Regions from separate parts of the Homo sapiens genome. Here regions 2, 3 and 4 are each linked to region 1. A link is a loop called in an ENCODE intact Hi-C map of the cell type or tissue named here. Cell type or tissue: CD4-positive, alpha-beta T cell. All regions are shown on one strand. Region 1 has its middle 46 kb from the start of RSPH1. Region 2 overlaps UMODL1 (uromodulin like 1). Region 3 has its middle 14 kb from the start of TFF2. Region 4 overlaps ABCG1 (ATP binding cassette subfamily G member 1).

Region 1 (5,000 bases):
GGAGAAGCATGAGACAGGGTTAAGGAGAAGCCTCTGTTGAAGAATTATTGTGTCAGGGCTGCTCCCAGCTGGGCTAAAGGACTGGAGTCCAACAGTGTGGAGCCTCGTGGTGTCCACGGTGCACTGCACTTAAATGTTCTAGAATTTGAGTGTGGGGCCAGCCAAGAGGACTACGAGGCTGGACACAGGGCTCAGCTGCCCTCACAGCACAGCCACCACATCACACGGAGGCAGTGAGGTCCGTGCAGGACTTGGTCGCACCTCCGCGTGGCTCCCCCTGCCCAGGCCCACACCTACGTCCAGGGGCAGTGTCCGCAAAGTTCCAGTTCTGCTCGGACTTCCTCCGTAGCAGCATCACACAAGTGTTCAGCTCGAGATGTGCACCGATTCCTTTCCAACCTTCGTCTCCATAAAGGTCTGTCTGCTCAGCAGGAGTGCACATGTGCGACTCCAGACTCCTAACACACCTGTGCCCATTCGCGCTATGCCTGAGTGCCCTGGTGGGAGCCCTGAGGCCAGGGTTCCATGCAGACCTGTGAAGGGAATACATCGGTACTTCTCAGCTGGGGATGATCCTGCTCCCCCAGGGACATTTGGCAGCATGTGGAGACATCTTTGTTTATCACAACTGGTGGGCTGGGGTGAGGGACGTACTGCTGCTTCAGTAGGGGAGGGCCAGGGATGCTGCTGGACATCCCACAATGCACAGGGCGTCCTCTGACAAAGATGTATCTGGCCCCAAATGTCAATAGTGCCAAGGCTGGGAAATCCTGGCCTATAGGAGCAGAGAAGCTTTGCAGGGGGGTCACTGGTCCCACTGGACTTGGGGCTGCCTGGAAGCCCGGCACACGGTCACTATTGCAACCCCTGGGAAGGAGTGACAGACAAGACGATGAGAGACCGCAACAACAGGACAAGGCAGACACGACTGACATGAATTGTGCAGAGGACGCCTGAGCTGGGATTCAGGGGCAGCAAGGTGGGCTGGCGGCCAGGAGGGCTTCCTGGAGGGGGTGGGCTGGAACTGGGCGGCATGAGAAGCACAGAGCTTTCCCAGCTTACCTTTTACTTTTTAACTCTATGATAGTTTTTATTTTTATTTATTTATTTATTTTGAGATGGAGTCTCACTCTGCCGCCCAGACTGGAGTGCAGTGGTGTGATCTCGGCCCACTGCAACCTCCGCCTCCCAGGTTCAAGTGATTCTCCTGCCTCAGCCTCCTGAGTAGCTGGGATTACAGGTGCCTGCCACCATGCCTGGCTAATTTTTGTATTTTTAGTAGAGATAGGGTTTCACCACATTGGCCAGGCTGGTCTCGAACTCCTGACCTCAAGTGATCCACCTGCCTTGGCCTCCCAAGTGCTGGGATTATAGGCGTGAGCCACTGCGCCCGGCCCATGATTTCTTTTTTTTTAAATATTTAAATCTTTGATGTTTTTTTTTGGTATGAGGAATGAGGAGTGATTCCAACCTTCTTTTCCCCAAATGTGATCCAGTTGTCCCAGTGTCATTTATTTAATCACCTTCCTTCCCCCACTGCTATGACTGCTCCCTTTACTGTATATACCTACATAAAAGCAGGTACTTACCATAGGTCCTGCCCTCAGGTCAAGCGACCTCGATGTTACTGTACTTTAGTTGTCCTGCACATCCCTTCTGAACCACCTCTCCCCTATGGTGCATAAGCTCTGGGTCTGGGAGTGATGGGTCAGGAGCCACCCATGTTCTGATGAACCCCAGTTCTGGGAAGGCCTCTAAGATTTCCAGTTATCTGCTGTTCCTGTGGAAGAGCAGGTGCTTACCATAGGTTTAAATATGGTATGAGGATATGAGGATATAAAAAATACCATGTTTATAGGGTTAGGGTTAGGGTCCCTCCCCCAACACTGGGGATTACAATTCAACATGAGATTTGGGTGGGGACACAGAACCAAACCATATCAGTCTCCAACATAGCTTTTCAGGGGGACACAATTCAGCCCATGGTAGTGGTTCTCACCATGTCCTGTGGGCCATCCAGCCCTAAATTCCTCCGCAGCCACTCCCAGGCTCCTGGGGCCTTCTTGGGATTTGTGGCTGTGCATTCGATGCTGCCATTTTCCTTTCTTCCGACTTCTGATCCTTGCAGAATTGTTGGCTGGTTGAATTTGGGTGGGGGAGGGAGCATTCAACTCAGCCCATAATATGCACCAATATGAATCACGTTTAAAAAAGTCTCAAATTTGGTTCTAAAATAAGATGTACTTTGGTGGACGGTTATGATAGCTCTTTCTTCTTAGACGAGTGCAGCAGTGTTTGCCAGGGCCAGTGCTTGGCTTGGTGGTCCCAGGCCTGTCCTTAAGCTCTTCAGCACCACAGGCTGCAGCCTGGAGACAGGCACTGGCTTAGGCCTTTGGCCCCCTTGGCTGCCCAGCTTGAGGCCGGCTCCGCCCCCTTCTCACCACTTTCCATCTTTCCAAAGAACCAGGTCTCGGAGGGGAACATTAAGCTGCAAAACAACATTGTCATCCGCTCAGCCTCAGGGAACGCTGGTAGAATTCCCTTTCAGGCTTGTTTTTTTCTTTTTCTTTTTTTTTTTTTTTGAGACGGAGTCTTGCTCTGTCGCCAGGCTGGAGTGCAGTGGCGCGATCTCGGCTTGCTCCAACCTCCGCCTCCCTGGTTCAAGCGATTCCCCTGCCTCAGCCTCCTGAGTAGCTGGAACTACAGGTATGCGCCACCACGCCTGGCTACGTTTTTGTATTGTAGTAGAGACGGGGTTTCACCATGTTGGCCAGGGTGGTGTCGATCTCCTGGCCTCGTGATCTGCCCGCCTTGGCCTCCCAAAGTGCCAGGATTACAGGCATGAGTCACCATGCCTGGCCCAGGCTTGTTTTTTTTTTCAAGCACACAGTGAGGAAGTCAACAAGAGAATGTGGGTGGGGCATGGGTTGGGATGGCGTTGGTGACAGGACGTCCACTTCCAGACGGTGTCAGCAGGGGTCAGACTTGGCTCACAAACACCAAAGCGACCCACCCAGGGAGAGGAAGGAAAAAAGAGTGTCTTTTGTTTTCTTTTTTTGGGATTTCCTATTGGTTCATAGAGTAGACAGTTTACACCCAATCATGATAATCCCACCAGGCATTTCCGTCTCTGCCCTTTTCCAGCCCAGCTCTGTCCGCAAGGCTCAGTCCATACAGCGAATGGTTCCTTCTGGAGGAACAGAACCACTGAACTGGGGTCCTCTGCCTTGGGGGTGGAATGAGGGTCTGACAGAACCAGAAGCATAGAATATCGAGAAAATGCTATTTCTTGCACACTAGATCTGGAGATCTGGAGATCTGAGTTTCAAACCCATCTCATTCTCCTTGCAAAACCTGTGAGCAGCCCAGCAGGATGAGAGGGGAATTACCTGTGTCTGGCTTTGCCCAGGGTGGAGGACCTGGAAGCTTCACCCCTGAGAAGGTGAATCCAGAGATTCATTACAGACCACCTGAACACGTGACTGTGATTTCAATGCCATACCTTGACTTGCAGCACTTTAATTCATCATCATGATTAGCGAGCGTGGCACTGTGGTATCCAGGAGGGACTTGGACCCAACCACACACTTGCCGAGGAGAAAGAACAACCACCCAGGTGCCCAGCGGTGGGGTGTATTTGTTGCAGGACGTACTGCCCAGCCACCTACATCCCAGTGAATCCATCTCTTCTCTAGTCGGTATCTGCTGGGATGCGTCTAGAACAATCTCCCTGAAGACGTCATTTCGGTATGGCCTGGACTCGAAGCAGGCCTGTGAGTGGGGTGCATGCTCTGCTCTCTGTGGCTGTGTCAACTTCAAACTTCTTTATGTTTGGACACAGAAAAACTACATCATTAGTGAAATAAAACAAGGGACAGACAGATGCGTCTTTTTCTCAGGAGGTCGTGTTTGATTGACTAAAACAGCAAGGAAACTTTTATTGGGTCTGGCCTCCTGTGCATTCTACACAATGTGGGCCGTTTTTGTCACAGCCCGGGGTGTTCACCATCTTTATTTCTACAAGAGCTCCCTTTGTGTTCTGCCCTCCACTTGCCTGGGTGCTCACAGGGGAGGCTGAGGGTGCAGCATGGGTCCTTCCTGCCCTGTCTCTGCATTCACACTATAAAAGGCACTCACAGAGCCACCACCACAGCCCCAAACTGCAATCATGAAATAACACCTGCACTGGATCAGGGGGCTAGAAGAGATGAAAGACCGATGGACTGTCACTACACCGTGCTGGGATCTCTGCCTGCAGCATGAGGCACCACATGTGTGGGCTGTGGGAGCAGGTGTGACCTGTGGGCTGGGGCATGAGACTCCCCACTGGGGAGACCCCATCCCCTGCTGGACCAGCTTCCTCAGCATCACCATCATGGACAGACTCCACTTTGCTCGTGGCCCTTCTTTTGGGGCCCCATTAAATCGGGGGAGCCTACTTCTCCCACTGGCAAAGTCCTCTTCTCTCCTCTACGTGATCAGAAACAAGAATAGGAGAAGCCAAAAAAGGCCTGCAAGGGGAGTGTCTCAAATCCCTATGTCCGAGGCCCTGTACGGGCAGCTCCGCTGTGCTTGGAAGGATTGGGGTATGTTATGGCAGGCTACAGGATAACCCCCAAAGATGTTCATGTCCTAATCCCCGGGACCTGGGAATATGCAACTTTATGTGGCAAAAGGGACTTTGCATGTGTGGTTAAGGCTCTTGAGATGAGAATTGATCCTGGGTTATTGGGTGGGCCCAGTGTCAACACAAGGGCCCTTGTAGGAGGGAGGCAGGAGAGTCAGAAGCAGAAGGCGATGTGGCTGTGAAGGCAGAGACTGAGAGAGCTTGGAGGCTGCTACGCCGCTGTACTTGAGGAGGGAGGATGCAGGTGGCCTCTAAAAGTGAGAAAAGGCAAGGATCCTCCCCTGGAGGCTCCAGAAGAAACATAGCCTGCTGAGAAAATGCCAACCTCCAGAACCGTAGGAGAGTCAGCGTGTGTGTGTGTGCATGTGAGCGT
Region 2 (5,000 bases), 310 kb after region 1:
TTCGCACAGGCCATCTCCTGCTATAGGGACAAGCCTCGCAGAATCAGCCTGCCTGGGCGATTTTCCCTACACCCTAAAGCTCTTGGGAATCCCCAGGGCTCTCCTTGGCTCCTTCTCCCTTGACAGGCATCTGCTGTGTGTCCACAGCCGGGCATTCACCAGCAAGTTTACAGACCCTCCAGCATCTGCCAGCCAAGGGCCTTTGCTCTGCCCGGGTGAGGTGGGGTGAGCTCCAGGCCAGCACAGACACCAGCAGTAGCAGGGGATGGAGAAAAGATCAAGCCTCATTAGCTGAATGATGACTTCCACTTCAGCCAGTTGCCCAGTCCAGCTATGTTTCTGACCACACTTTGAAATCTGCCAGGAGATGAGGGGCCAGACTCTCGCCCCTTGCCCACCCCCGTGCTGGAGCCCATGGGCTCCTGGGGGCATGCAGGGCCGCAGATGCGTAGTGTCCTTCTCCCGGAAGGCTGCTGGGCCCGGCCTGCCGCGAGCTTCCCGTGAAACCTGGGCAACTTTGGCAGTGCTGGACGCGAAGCCCAGAGCCCACAAGAGGCACTCAGCACCCGACACTGTGCGGAGGAGGCCCACGGGCCCGTCTGAGGGCGCCGCTGCTGCTGTGACTTTGGCAGCAGGATGTGTGCTTCGTCACCTTAGGAGCCTGTGTGCTGGGCCCTCGGTGGGCAACACTGATCCTTACAAGAGCCTGCAACACGGCCCCATTCCACAGATCGCAGAGCCTCAGCACAGGTGAGCAGAGAACTGGGAGGAGCCTGCATCTTGGGACTCCCACTGCACCCCTCCTCCCCAGGAGGGACAGAGACGGGATGCGGGGATTGACTCCCACTGCACCCCTCCTCCCCAGGAGGGACAGAGACAGGGTGCGGGGGGTGACTCCCACCACAGCCCTCCTCCCCAGGAGGGACAGAGACGGGGTGCGGGGATTGACTCCCACTGCAGCCCTCCTCCCCAGGAGGGACAGACACAGGGTGCAGGGGGTGACTCCAACCTCAGCCCTCCTCCCCAGGAGGGACAGAGACACAGTGCGGGGGGTGACTCCCACCACAGCCCTCCTCCCCAAGAGGGACAGAGATGGGATGCGAGGGTTGACTCCCACCACAGCCCTCCTCCCCAAGAGGGACAGAGATGGGATGCGAGGGTTGACTCCCACCACAGCCTTCCTCCCCAGGAGGGACAGAGATGGGGCGTGGGGGGTGAACAGCGGACATTTAATACTCCCTCTCTGGGACAAAGCAGGTGCTCAAACTAAAGAGGGTTGCTAGCCACCTGGTCACAGCTGAGGACAGGCTTGGGGAGCCCCTGTCCAGCCCCTCTTATCTGATGACTTATGGCATGCAAGGCCGTTTTAGATACTCACTTCTGGTTTAGGTGCTTATGTGGCTACCTCAGCAGACTCCGTCACCCTCCACAATAGAGAGAGGTGTCACTGGGCATTGCGGGCGTCCCTTCCACATGCAGAGGTCCTCTTCTGAGCCACAGGGATCTCACCTGGGCCTCCCCAGCACCAGCTCCTAGGGCTGCTGGCTCCCTGCCACCTGTCTTACTCGCCTGTCCATCTGCCCCTGTCCTCCCAGAAACGGGAAGGGAGGGAAAAGATGTCTCCCATTCTTGGGAAATCCAGATGGGAGGGTGGACATCCGTGCTGTGGCCCCCACATAGACTCATTTGTCCTGCACTTCGCAATCACTCAGTCTCTGAAGAAGACCAGCCTCACTTTCTGAGCTATTTACAGGGCCTCCAGGGCACCACCTTTGCACACATGTGCCCCGGAGCCTGCAGGTCTGCAGAACAATTTCAGACACGCAAGAGGCTCAAATCCAGTGAAAGAGAACAAACAAGAGAACCCAGGGATGTGGTTGCTGCGGAAACTCAGGGGACATTCGGTTTCCAGCGTGGACTCCAGCTAATGTCGCCATCTAGTGGCCAGCATGGAGAGATGCAACCTGGGCCAGAGGGCCCATGGAAAGCCCCAGTAATTCTCCAGTTCCATCAGACCCTCCCCCGCCATCAGACCCTCCTCCATCAGAGCCTTCACCTCCATCAGACCCTCCTCCATCAGATTCTCTTCCATCAGACCCTCCACCTCCATCAGATCTTCCACTTTCCAGTGATTCACAGCTTGGGATCCTGGGCCAGGAAGATTGAGATCCCAATAGTGTCTGAACATGAGAACCTCCAGGGACCCAGAACCCCAGGAGCCCAAGGCCCACTGGCCTTGGGGAACCCCTAAGCCCTCTTCCCACATCTCAGAGGTACTCTGAGTTCTAAAGCCTGCAAAGACCCTCCTTCCCATCCCCCACAGAAAGCAGAGGGTGGCATGAACTTTACACCCAATGAGCTTGGTTTGAATTGCAGTTCCTTCACTGGCCAGCTGTTTGGCTTCAGAAAAGTTGCTGTCTCCATTTCCTCAACTGCGCAGTGAGAACAATCATTTGTGGAGGGCTTATAATGAGGCTTGTATAGAATATGTCTATGTCAGTTTCCCCGCTTCCACAGACAGGAGGATTTGAGTTGCCCACTCAGTCTGTTAAGAGATCTTCTGGGAAGTCTCCAAGGCCCTGAAGTCTGGCCTTACAGGTTGTGCACTGCACAACCCTGGGGTGACATCTGCACTGGAGAGCAGTGAACAACTTCTACAGACATCCAAGGGTCACCCAGGGGCCCTCCCTTCCTCCTTCTGTTTCCATACACTTTGGATTTAATCCCTTAAGCCATGCCAGTGGAAACAGTCTAGGATCGGAGGGTTTAAGCTGCAAGCAATATGCATGCTGATAATATTCTTAAACAGCAGTCATGACACAGCAGCATCCCAAAGCCCTTCCAATGAAGTAATGGGAACAGGTGCACAAGTCCATATGCATAGACGTGCATTTTTCTGTTTCTCTCTCTTCCTTCCACCAGAGGCCTCCCTGTATTTACTGCACGTATTATAGTATCCACAGGGGTTTTTCTTCAGATGGATTGTGAATACTTGAGGGCAAAAACTCTGCCTCATTTTTCTTGTCTTCCTCATGTCAGTATATAAACTGGGACTCAATACACATTCCTTGGTTGGATGGATGGATGGATGGATGGATGGGTGGATGGATGGGTGGGTGGATGGATGGATGGATGGATGGATGGTTGAGTGGATGGTCAGTCAGATGGTTGGGTGGATGGGTGGATGGAGGTGGATGGATGGATGGAGGGGTGGATGAGTGGGTGAATGCATGGGTGAGTGGTTGGATGAATGGATCGATAAATGGTTGAGTGGATGAATGGATGGATGGTTGAATAGATGAATGGATGGTTGGATGGATGAACAGACAGATGGATGGGTGAATGGGTGGATGGGTGGGTGGGTGGATGGATGGACAGACGAGCGGATGTGTGAACAGGTGGACAAATGGGTGGTTGGGTCGGTGGGTGAATGGATGGGTAGATGGTTAGATGGTTAGATGGGTGGATGAAGGGACCAGGTCAGGGGCATCTCACAGCACACATGCAATCATCACTCTCAGTACTTACCATGGCTGTCATCATCTGACTTCAGCGTCTCCCTCCCCCACAAGACCGTGTGCTCTGTGAGGGCAGGGCTTGGTCTGTCCCTCTCATCACTTCGCCCAGAGCGCTAAGCTCAGGGCCTGGAGCACTGTGAGTGCTCAGGAAGTGTTTGTCGAAGAATAGACTTGGATGGGGGAGGTAGGATGACAGGAAACCAAGTTTTCATTATTACAGAAAACACAAATGAACAGACGTGGCACATGTATTAAGATTACATGAGGCCAGGCGCAGCGGCTCATGCCTGTAATCCCAGCACTTTGAGAGGCTGAGGCAGGTGAATCACCTGAGGTCAGAAGTTCGAGACCAGCCTGGCCAACATGGTGAAACCCCATCTCTACTAAAAATACAAAAATTAGCCAGGCGTGTTGGCAGGAGCCTGTAATCCCAACTGCTCAGGAGGCTGAGGCAGGAGAATTGCTTGAACACGGGAGGTGGAGGTTGCAGTGAGCCGAGGTCACGCCATTGCACTCCCGCCTGGACAACAAGAGCGAGACTTTGTCTCAAAAAAAAAAAAATTACTTGAAAACTGTAGATGAAGTTTGAAAGACAGGGTTTTTAAATATATGTCAATGACTTTATCTGAAATCCAAAGAGCCACACAGTCATGGGGCTCAACAGCTGGTTTTACTGAATATGTGTCATGCTCTTCCAAGAAAGGCAAGTGAAAGCTCCTCAGCTGACATCAGAACAGCGGGACATGACTTGGGAAGAACCAGAGATGCGTTTCTGGCCTCCCCAGCGTGCCCAACACAGCACCGGCCCTCGTTGGATGCTCAGCGAGCCTGTGATGGACCATCCCAAATGGAGCATCCAGCACAACCAGCCACATTTCAGTGTCTTATGCGATTGATTCTACTTGATCAGAATCTGTGATCCACACATATTACCCACTGTCATTCTTTACTGACTCTGAGAATATCCAGTAAATCAAAATACTCCTTTCCCCAAATGTTCTGTATGAATGACAATTAATTATATTCAACAAAATTAGTATCATGGGTTGAAAACTAAGGCCATGTTATAATTCTAAGTTCACTGAGGAAAAACACTCTACTTTCAGGTGTGAGCTATCTAATACAATTCCAGTTTATTTCAAATGAAGTACAGAGCATTATCTCTTAGGATGATGTAATGGAGAAAATTCTAGACTAAAATACTTAGATTTTAGAACCATTTTCTTGCTAATTCATTCTGTGACCTCAATTAAGTAACTCATCGGCTCCTCTGGTTTCTCATTGTGTAATGGGTAAATCACACCTCCCACTGTGGTCGGATTATATGAAGAAACGGCTGTGAAAATGCTTAGAAAAATGTAAAGAGTGATGTGTACCTACGTTATTTCTGCTTATTGAAAAGGTTGTCACATTAATCGAGTGCCTTTTGAGTCGCTGTCGTGTAAATAAAAGCAATACCTTGGTACACAGGAGAAAAGTCAA
Region 3 (5,000 bases), 110 kb after region 1:
GGCGAAAAGAGCAAGACTCCATCTCAAAAATAAAAAAGGCCTTGTGTGACTTCAGTTGGGAATATGCATGTCTGTGACTCAAATTTGTCACCACTTTGTACGTTTCTGCAAACGACCTTGAAAGCACCCCAAGTATTGATTTAGGGTCACCAATAAATTTTAGTGAGTAGGCGAATTTGCAAATAGAGAATATGTAATGGGAATAGACTGCATATTCATTACATGCATTTTATATTCATTATCTATAGTTTGGAGTTGTGGTACACGCATGAATATCTCTAGCTATTGCTTCAGGGGCCAGCCCCAGTGTGATGTCCCCCTCAACCCACCCTGCCTTAGAAGCCCAATCTGACCCCCACCATGGGATGCTGGGCAGTTAACTGGAGTCAGGGGGCTGCAATGAGGGTGTGTGAATCAGATCTCAAAAATATCTATCGCACTTCGGCTCTACAGCGATTTCTCTCTCAGGGTCACTGTGTGACCTTGGACAAGTTACGTAGACTTTTTGACCCTAGTTTTACTCATATGCTAAGTACAGATATTCATAACATCTTCCCTTCTGGGTTTGTGGTGAGGCTTCATGAGTTGAATTAGGATGTGCTTAGAGCTGTTCTTGCTATGATTGTTCATACATGCACATCCTCATATCCTAGGCCCATTCTTCCGGGAAGACACACGTGGTCCTGGTTGTCTCACAGTGACTGTCCCAGTGGCGGGCACCCGGCCATCAGACCCTCAGCATTCCACCTGCTCACACAGGAGGGCCAATGCCTACCAAGCCCCTCCATAAGCACATCGGGGTTCCTCTCCCAGGGGCTCTTCCATGGTTGCCTACCTCTGCCTCACCTGCCTGTGGCCCTGGCTAATGCTGTGGTCCTGACACATAGCTATCCCCACCCCAAGCTGGAACTCTGCTATTGTACCTCTCCCAGAAACCCCTGGGGGCCTGCCCTTGCCAGTGAAATAGGCAGGCGTGTTGCCTTCCCTCTTGCTGCACTTTGCTGGGTGGGCCACGGCAAGGATGCCTGAGCCTTGGGGCCCCCAGGCGTGGAGCAAGCAGCCGTTTCTTCCTTGTGGAAGCAGCGTGGACACTGCAACCCATGAGGCCACCATTTCAGGGCCATGCATGCAGGAATATATACAGCGTGTGTCTTCTGGGTCTGCAGCCACTCGGCACTGGCTGGGAGGGAGCAGCCCCACCTTCCTCCAGCTAGTGGAGGGACCAGGCCACAGGGAGGTGCAGCCTGGCCACTGCGCCCTCTCAGTAACTAGCAGCAGCCCAGGGGCCTCCAGACAGGCTGGGCAAGGACTGGTTCCCATGTGCAGGACCACAGCTCCCTGACAGCCTCTGTCTCCTCTGACGCCCCATCTGTCCCTCCAGCATCTGTCCCGCCCCACCGGCCTATTCCCCGAGTCAGCCCATCTCTGCAACAGAGCTTCCCCCACCTCAGCCCCCTCTCAGGTCTGTGTAAAGAGTGGTGGGAGGTTTTCAGCACTTTCCTGGGAACTTTCTCAGCTTCCAGGGAAACCAGGGGAGGGAGGAGTAGCCCCACTCCCGCTGAAGGGCTCTGATCTCAGCTCCTGCCAGGCCTCCAGCAGCGCGGACACGGATGAGCTGACACCATCGCAGGACGGCCGCCAGTTTTCCACAGGGCCCAGTGGCTGCAGCCTCTGTGTTTGTTTTCTGTGATCCAAAGACTGCTCAGCACTTAATAATTGTTTGACTTAATGTGGCGCAACCAGAAATGTGGCTTAGAGGAAGGAAGGGCCCTCTATTCAACCTTCCGAGCGCACAGGGCTCATTAAGGTGTTTTCCCCTAAAGAACCCTACAGGCTAATGATGCTCCACAGCGCCCTCTGCTATCCATGCTGGGGACAGACTCTCAGCCTTCCTGCAGCCCAATGGGCAAGTGGGTTCGGCTTCGGCATCTGACAACACGCAGCTTCCTGATGTCCAGAGAGAGATCTCAGTGCCTATCACACGTTGCAAATTGCCCCGTCATTTCATCAGTTCACTGTGTTCACATTAGTAACGCTGATGATGGCAATGCTCATGCCTTGAGATTTTTTTAAAAATTAGTTTCTCGGAGGTATAATTCACATACAATAAAACTCACCCATTTTAAATGAATCAGTTCATTGAGTTTTGACAAATGTATACAACTGTGTAAACACTACCACAATCAAGATGTAGAACATTCATTCCCTCCAAGAAAATCCCGTCGTGCCCTTTGCTGTCAATAGCCTCTCCCTAGCGCCAGAAAACCAAGAATCTGTGTTTTTTTGCTTTAGTTTCATTTCTTCTAGAATTTCAAGTAAGTTTAATCACACAGTGCAGACAGTGCACAGTCTTTGAAGTCTGTTTTCTTTCACACAGCACACAGCTTTCTTTGAGATTCTTCCAGGTTGTTGCACAGAAGGGTGGTTCGTTCCTTTTCATTGCTGAGTAGTATTCCACAGCAGGATACACTGCAATATGCTTACCTATTTACCAGGTGATGACATCTGGATTATTCCCAGCTTTTTACTATTATGGGTAAAGTTACTATGAACAATTATGCACATGTATGTGAAGGGATTTGGGTAAATGCTTGAGGAAATGCCTTTTTTCTTGGAAGTGTAGCTATGAGTGGATTTCTGGATAGTACGGTGTTATGTTTAACTTCATAAGAATCTGAAAAAATTGTTTTCCAAGGATTGAGCCATTTTGTCTCCCCAGCCACAATGGAGGAGATTTGCAAATGCTTACTACATCCTTGGTTTACTAGTCTTTTACATTTTAGCCATTGTGGTGTGTGGAATGTGATATCCTGTTTTCATTTTAATTTACATTTCACTAGTAACTAAGGATGTTGAACATCTTTTCATGAGCTTATTTTTCACACATCTTCTCAGGTAAAGTATCTGTCTAAATCTTCAACACTTTTTAACTCAGGTGTCTTTTTCTTCTTTGTAATGAGTTGTAAAATTCTTTATATATTCTGCATACAAGTCCTTTACTAGATATATTTTGTGCAAATATTTTCTCCTAGTCTGTGACTTACCTTTTCGTTCATTTCCTTAAGAATATTTTTCAAAGAGAAAATATCTTTAATTTTGATGAAATCTAGTTTTTCTCATTTTTCTTTTATGATTCAAACTTTATGTTTCCTACCTAGAAATCTCTGCCTAATTCAAGGCCACGGACGTGTTCTATTATATTCTCTTCTAGGAGTTTTATAACTTTGGTGCTTATACTTTTGTCTATGACACATTTTCAGTTCACATTTTTGTATAAATTTGTGCATTTTCCTTTGTTTTTAAGTGTCTGAAACAATTTTTGCAGCATTGGGACTGTTAGGTACTTGAAGCTTGGCTAGAATTTCCCTGTGAGATTATCTGGACATGGAGATTCTTACGGCTTTTTTTTCTGGGAATCCCGAAAGAACCAGCCCTTCAAGGTGGATCCCGGGGAGCCAACTGGGGCTAAATTCAAAATAGAGCCGTGTGGCCATTTGCTGACTAGACGTCACACACGTACTCTGCATTCCTGGAAACCCACATGTTTGCTTCGTTCTGGGACATTCATAGCTGCTCCTGTTCACTCCTGTATCAACGGCTACTGGAAAGCCTCCCCTCGGCCCCTGGAGCTCACCAGGAGAATGTGGCCCACATCTACCAATCAGAACTAAACAAGCGTCAACTAACCACAGCTAAGCAAGTTTGCATCCCCTATTTGCATAGCAGACGAGAGTGGGAACCCAGAGGGAGCTTTCTCTTTAAAAGACAACCCCTCTCTTTGTTGTCTCAGATTGCACCTTTGTTTTGTACCGAAGGGGGTGTCTCCCTGGTTTGCAAAATGTTTACTGGAATAAAGTCTCTTTCTTTTTTAAAAAAATAAGCAAAATCCTGTTTAATGATTTTGTTGACAGCTCCTTGATAACGTTTTCCATTTCTTCTACGGTTTATTTCAGCCCTATGTCTCTATTGGACCCATTTTGTTAAACTGTTATTTTCCTAGGAACTTACGCGTTTCATCTAGATATTAAAAATTAGTTGCATAAAGTTATTCAGGGTAGCCTCTTACCGTTTTTAAAGACTCTTCTGTTTCAATAGTTGTTTCCTTCATTGTCAATTCTTATTCTGGATATTTGTGGATCCTTTTTTCATTTTTTTTATTGGGTTAGCCAGTGGTTTGCATATTTTGTTTAATTTTTAAAAATAACTGGGATTGAATTTGTGAAAAAGAATTCCACTCTTTTTCTCTTCTGTACTTCATTGATTTCTTTCCCTTTGCTTTCTTTCAGCCTTTTTTCAACAAGCTATTCTTTTCCTAGTTTTCTGGTTTGGGAATTCAATTTATGGATTAATGGCATGTGTTTAAATCTATGCACTTTCCACTAATTACCATTTTAAATATTGCCCATAGATTCAGAAATGTGGTGTTTTTATTATCATAATTTCTAAAATATTCTATAATTTTGGTTAGTAATTTATCTTTTAGCCACAAGTATTTAATAGAAGATATTTCCATTTCCATGTGCAATAATGTTAATATTTTTTGGTTTTGTTGCACTTGATCATAGAGTGATTATAACATTTTTACTTTTCTTTTTTTGAGACAGAGTCTCTCTCTGTTACCCAGGCTGGAGTGCAGTGGCATGATCTTGGCTCACTGCAACCTCTGTCTTCCAGGTTCAAACGATTCTCATGCCTCAGTCTCCCAAGTAGCTGGGATTAAAGGCGTGCACCACCACACCTGGCTAATTTTGTGTGTGTGTATTTTTAGTAGAGACAGGGCTTTGCCATGTTGCCCCAGGCTAGTCTTGAACCCCTGGCCTCAAGTTATCATCCCTCCTTGGCCTCCCAAAGTGCTGAAATTACAGGCCTGAGCCACTGCACCCAGCCAAAACTTTTACTTTATGGAACTTATTGCTTTTTTGTGTGCAAATGTACCATTAAATTTTGTGAATATTTCATGTGTGCTTGAGAAGAAGTTGTATTAATATTGGGAATTAAAC
Region 4 (5,000 bases), 190 kb after region 1:
TGGCTCCTTGGCAGGAGCTGCTTGGGGCTGAGTGCAAAGACTGAGAGGGGAAGTAAGAAGTCCATCCTGCTGCACTGTCACCTCTAATGCCACCAGTTGGTGTGCGTTTGGTGGAGGGGGTCACTGGGGAGTTGGGGCCCTTCCATGCGGCTCCTCTCCTCCCTAAATAACATGGTTTTAGATATTCTGGTGAGCTCTTTTGAAAATCTTTTCAACTTCAAAAGAACCCAAACAAAATCCTGCAGAGGGAACCCTGGGGAGGGAGACTCTGCCACACTCAGGCTCCCCGGCTTGTGTTTCACAGGTGATGAGCCCCTGGCAGGAGCAGCAGCGTCATGGGTCTCAGCATCTCAGGCCCCCTCGAGAGGAGCCCTGGCCCCAGCCGGGCCACCATTCGGCTCCGTGGTGGAAGCTGGGTCCTAGAAATGCTTGCCGCCCAATGCCACCTGCAGGGTTGAAGTGAGCATCTACTCTGAATGCCTTTAGGGCCACGTGACCAGCTTCACCCGAGAAGCAACACAACTCATCCTCACCTTCCTCCATGGGATCGCCAGGAAACCCCCAACCATAGGCCCTTCCTGCCCCATGAGCTGCTGACAAGACTTTGCCACTGATAGCGACCACCCCCAGGTGATGGGGCCCTCCCTGGACTTGGACTGACCACGTGCAGGATGCCGCACTGGCCTGAAGAAACCAGGAGGGAAGGGGAAGAGCAAGCCAACACCACCGTCCAACCCACAGCTGCTGAGCTTCAGGGCCGCTCAAGCCTGGGGGCCTTCTTTCTCCCGCTGTGCTCCTTTGCCATTGGCCTCTCTCTCCCCTGCTCTTTTCCTTTCTTCCATCCAAAGGGAGGAGGGAATGGGCTAATGAGAAAACACCCCACCTCTGCCTCTTCCTAAACCATGACCTGTGGCAAGTGGCAAATCTGTGAGCTGCTTTCCCTCAAGTATACTCCCATCACCGAGTAACTGTGTGGATTACATGCACGTGCGAATGCCCACTGGTTTGCAAACACGTGGCTCTAGCAACCTTGTCAGTTTTTATCAAATGAGTGACAGTTAGGAAACAAGGTAATGGCCAGCTCCGCAGAGGCAATGCCACTCGATTTGCCTCCATAGCCTGAGGGCCCACATGATGACTCCAGCCAGCCAGCCTCAGTCAATGCACCTTGAGTGGACGGTTGGATGGGGGCATGATGACAATGCTTGAGCCCTGTAGGCCAGACATCGGCACCCTTTTTCCCTGAAGAGCTGAATCACAGACATTTTCGATTTTGCAGGACACGCAGTCTGTCACAAACACTGAGCTCTCCAGTTTAGCAGAAGCTAAAGCTGCCACCTGTACATGCACGGCTGTGGCTACTGCAACAAAACTTCACTTACAAACTCAGGCAGAGCACAGATCTGGTCTCCAGGCTGTGCTTTGCTGACTCTGCTCCAGAACTTTGGAGCTGAGCCCAGCACCAGCGACATCTGGGAACGCAATGTCGTCTCTCTCACACCAAGACATGTCTCCCAGGCAGGGGCCTTTGCAAGGTGGAAGAAAATCCAGCTAAGGCTGGGGATGCACCCTGTGTTCTTGGGGGAAAACAGGGTATGAGAACAGGACAACTGAGGCAGGTCTGAGAGAAAGGCAAGCTTGGATCACCACCAGGAACAAGGGAAAGCACTGGCTATGCCCTCAAGGAGCTCCGAATCCTACGGTTCTCCAGAATTCTGGAGTGAACGACTCAAACTCCCCTCACATGAGAAGGTTGATTTGTCAGCTGATAAAGAAAGTTCTGGAGCAGCTCCCTCCTGGGTGCTTCTAGACAGCCACTGTGCCCTCCTAATTAGGGAACAAAGCTGCTGCTGGGGGCACCACTCAGAGCTGCAGCTTTCAGAGCCACCTGCAGGGGGCAGCCCTCATCCCGAGTCTTACAGCAGCTGCCAGCAGGCGCCCTACTCCCCTGAGAGGCAGAGGAAGGCTGACCTCGGCTGTTCTCTAGTAGAATGCTCTAGAGGAGGATTAATGGAGGGATGGATGGAGGGATGGATGGAGAGGCTGATAGAGTGGATGGAGATATGGGTGTTTCCAAAATTCAACCGGATACACAGGGAACATGTTCAAGGCAACCCCCAGTTGCAAATCCCAGAGTGAGTTTCAGGAGTGCAGCACTGGGGACTCAGGGTGTGGTGAACTCTGGATGGAGAGAGGGATGCATTGAGGGATGGAGGAAGGGATGGAGGAAGATATGGAGGGAGGGATGGGGGGGATATGGAAGGTGGGATGGAGGGAAGGATGGAGGGAGAGATGGAAAGAGGGATGGAGGGAGGAATAGAGGGAGGGATGGAGGAGGGATAGAGGAAGACATGAAGGGAGGGATGGAGAGAGAAATAGATGGAGAGATAAAGGGAGGGATGGGTGGAGGGAAGAATTAATGGAGGAACAGATGGAGGGATGGTTGGAGAGGCTTATGGAGTGGGTGGGGAAATGGGAGGAAGGATGGATGGAGTAAATGAAGGGATGAGTGGAGGGATGAGTGGAGGGGAGGATTAATGGAGGGATGGATGGAGAGGCTGATGGAGTGGATGGGGAAAAGTGTGGAAGGATGGATGGAGTGGATGAAGAGGTGAGTTGAGGGATGAGTGGAGGGATGGATGGAGAGGCTGATGGAGTGGATGGGGAAATGGGAGGAAGGATGGATGGAGTAAATGAAGGGATGAGTGGAGGGATGGATGGAGAGGCTGATGGAGTGGATGGGAAAATGGGAGGAAGGATGGATGGAGTAAATGAAGGGATGAGTGGAGGGATGAATGGAGGGGAGGATTAATGGAGTGATGGATGGAGGGAAGGATCTTCATGAAGCCTCAGTCTGTTCCTGAAGAACGCCTTTTCTAGCATGGGCCTCGCGGTGCAGGGAGACCTCTTGGGACTGTGTATGCAGTTCAGTGGCCAGTGTAAGCACATATGCAAGTATGACATTCTTCTTTGCCACACATTTCAACACATTCTGATTTCTGGAATATTTCATCCACTGTGGAAGGCAGTAAGCATTGTTGGAATGTGGCCAAAGTGAGGAGGCTGGCTGGAGTCTGGAGCTCTCAGTACGGTCCTTCCCCAGGGTCACCGCCACGCCCTACACAGCTGTCTCAGCAACATGCTTTAGGACAAGAACGCTTCAGGTGGAAGGGGGATGGCCCCCAGCACGTCCACTCCCACTGCCAAATGAGCTCCAAGTACGTCCTGCTAACACTGTTTGTAGTCACCAGTCCTGTATCTGTATGATAGCACCGGGCAATGGAAGAATAACTCAGGCCAGATGCTGCAGAGGCTGCGGGTGCCATGGATATTCTACATAGACTCCAGCCCAGCTGGGTTCCCAAAAAGCTGCCTGCAAATTGATTGACTGGAATCTCCTGGGGAGTTTGAGAAACGCTTCTGAAGGAATTGGCCTGGGGCATGACCCAGGAGATTCCAGTGGGCCCTGAAATTTCCAAATCGGCTCTAGATTCGGCCTCTAATTAGCCGTGTGACCTTGGGCAAGTTCCTTGAGTTTTTAAAATTTGTTTTCTTCATCTGGTAATGGGCATGAAATGAGTACTTAACCTTAAGGGTGTCTGTGAAGACCAAACAAGAGAATGTGTTCGAAATGCCTCACATTGAGCCCGGCATATAGAAAATGGTTAATAAACACTGGCTGCTGCTGGAGTTGCAATTACAGACAAAACATCACAACAAAATGCATGCTGGAAAGTGCAAGCAATGTGAGAAGGACGGCAAGAGGGGTCTCTCTTCATTTCCGGGAGTGACAGCTGCGCTGACATAGCCACGTGAATTAAGAATCCTGACTGGGTCCTGGAGCCTGGGGAGGGCATGAGCTCCCACCAAGGAGAGTGGACCTAAGGCTTCACATTGCAGACCCAGTTCCTTAAGCTCGTGATCATTTCTGAAGAGCCAGAGCCTATTCCTGCAATGCTCCCAGATCCCTCTGAATGCAGAGAAGCCATCAGTCTCTGGGAGGAGCAGAAAGGGCTGCCTGGTGGGAACCCTGTCCCCAGCACTCTGAGAGCTGACCTGTGCCTGTAAAAACTGTGAGAACTGCTTTCTCTTCATGGGTCAGTGTCCCAGAGAATGCAGATGGGATATTTGTTGTGACATTATTTCTCATCACCCAGGCACGCAGGTGACCTGGAGCCACAGCCATCTGTAGCCAGTACACCCAGCCAGGGTGTGGATACTCTGCGGCCTCTGGATACTCTGACAGGAAGGTGTGAGTAGGGACCAGACACCACAGTCTGGCCAAGAGAATGGCGGTACAGACAGACCAACCTCTCCTGACCATGTCCCGGAGCCCCAGCAGAGAGGGCCCACCCTCTGTAGACTCCGGGCAAAAGTTGGAAGACCACCTCCTGGCGGGAGGGCAGGCAGGTAAGTGTTCTGTCTGTTGCACTGCTAGCATCTTTCTTGTATGGGAAACCACTTATGAGGTTTAATCTGCCTAAATGATCGCAGCAGCCCTAAAAGGGAGGTATATCACGCCCAGGTTTCACAAGACAGGGAGAGGCTTGGGAAGGTCACGGGCCTCACCCAGAGACCCTTGGAAAGAAAGGGTGCACACCTGGATCCAAGTCAAGGCACCTGACTCCCAGTGGCTCCCCCTAATGGCTGCTACTGCTCTAGGGGCTCCCTGGCTCCAGCTGGTTCACTCTGGGGGACACAAAGAGATGTCCTAGAAAACAAAGTGGACATTTGTCCAATAACAAAAGTTCCCAAAGACTACACTATCAACCATAGCCCCATTCTCTGCAGAACTCACCAGTTAAGAAGGAGAAGGCTCAGGGTGCTGTTCCCCAGGAGCCCGAGAGGCCACGGCAGGAGAACTGGAGAGATTTTCATTGAAAGTCGGGCCACATCCCCTCTAAACAGGTGAGGGGCTTGAGCATGGATTAAAGGGAAAGTCAACACAAACAAAACCAGGAGAAACAATGAGTTTGGGCTCTGAGAGCTGCTCTGTGATT

Evidence for each region. A loop is a pair of places that touch in the nucleus more often than their neighbours do. Peaks named below come from ENCODE experiments on the same cell type or tissue, not always from the same donor. Only the 100,000 strongest peaks of a DNase experiment are listed, where the experiment ranks them.
Region 2: it touches region 1 in a loop (13-fold over the local background); 77 of 110 quality-filtered maps call a loop at or near these places.
Region 3: a loop joins it to region 1, with 9 times the contacts of the local background. A loop is called at or near these places in 34 of 110 quality-filtered maps.
Region 4: a loop joins it to region 1, with 4 times the contacts of the local background. A loop is called at or near these places in 6 of 110 quality-filtered maps.

The regions. Positions count from the first base shown.
Region 1 is chr21:42,448,093-42,453,092 of GRCh38, reverse strand. No RefSeq gene overlaps it. Among named protein-coding and RNA genes, the nearest start is that of RSPH1, 46 kb to the left of the region's middle. In CD4-positive, alpha-beta T cell, CTCF peaks have their summits at 2,835 and 3,036; a DNase peak (open chromatin) is centred at 2,922; H3K27ac peaks cover 863 bases.
Region 2 is chr21:42,142,624-42,147,623 of GRCh38, reverse strand. It overlaps UMODL1 (uromodulin like 1), which reads right to left. Exons shown (of 23, transcript NM_001004416.3): 23 at 4,628-5,000. Among named protein-coding and RNA genes, the nearest start is that of UMODL1-AS1, 37 kb to the right of the region's middle. In CD4-positive, alpha-beta T cell, a CTCF peak has its summit at 1,945 (motif pointing left); DNase peaks (open chromatin) are centred at 1,548 and 1,923.
Region 3 is chr21:42,334,880-42,339,879 of GRCh38, reverse strand. No RefSeq gene overlaps it. Among named protein-coding and RNA genes, the nearest start is that of TFF2, 14 kb to the left of the region's middle. RefSeq lists enhancers at 692-821, 1,327-2,022, 3,501-4,002. In CD4-positive, alpha-beta T cell, CTCF peaks have their summits at 1,675 and 1,875; a DNase peak (open chromatin) is centred at 1,849.
Region 4 is chr21:42,255,673-42,260,672 of GRCh38, reverse strand. All of the region lies in intron 2 of ABCG1 (ATP binding cassette subfamily G member 1), which reads right to left. Among named protein-coding and RNA genes, the nearest start is that of ABCG1, 39 kb to the right of the region's middle. In CD4-positive, alpha-beta T cell, CTCF peaks have their summits at 1,686 and 1,893 (motif pointing right); a DNase peak (open chromatin) is centred at 1,912.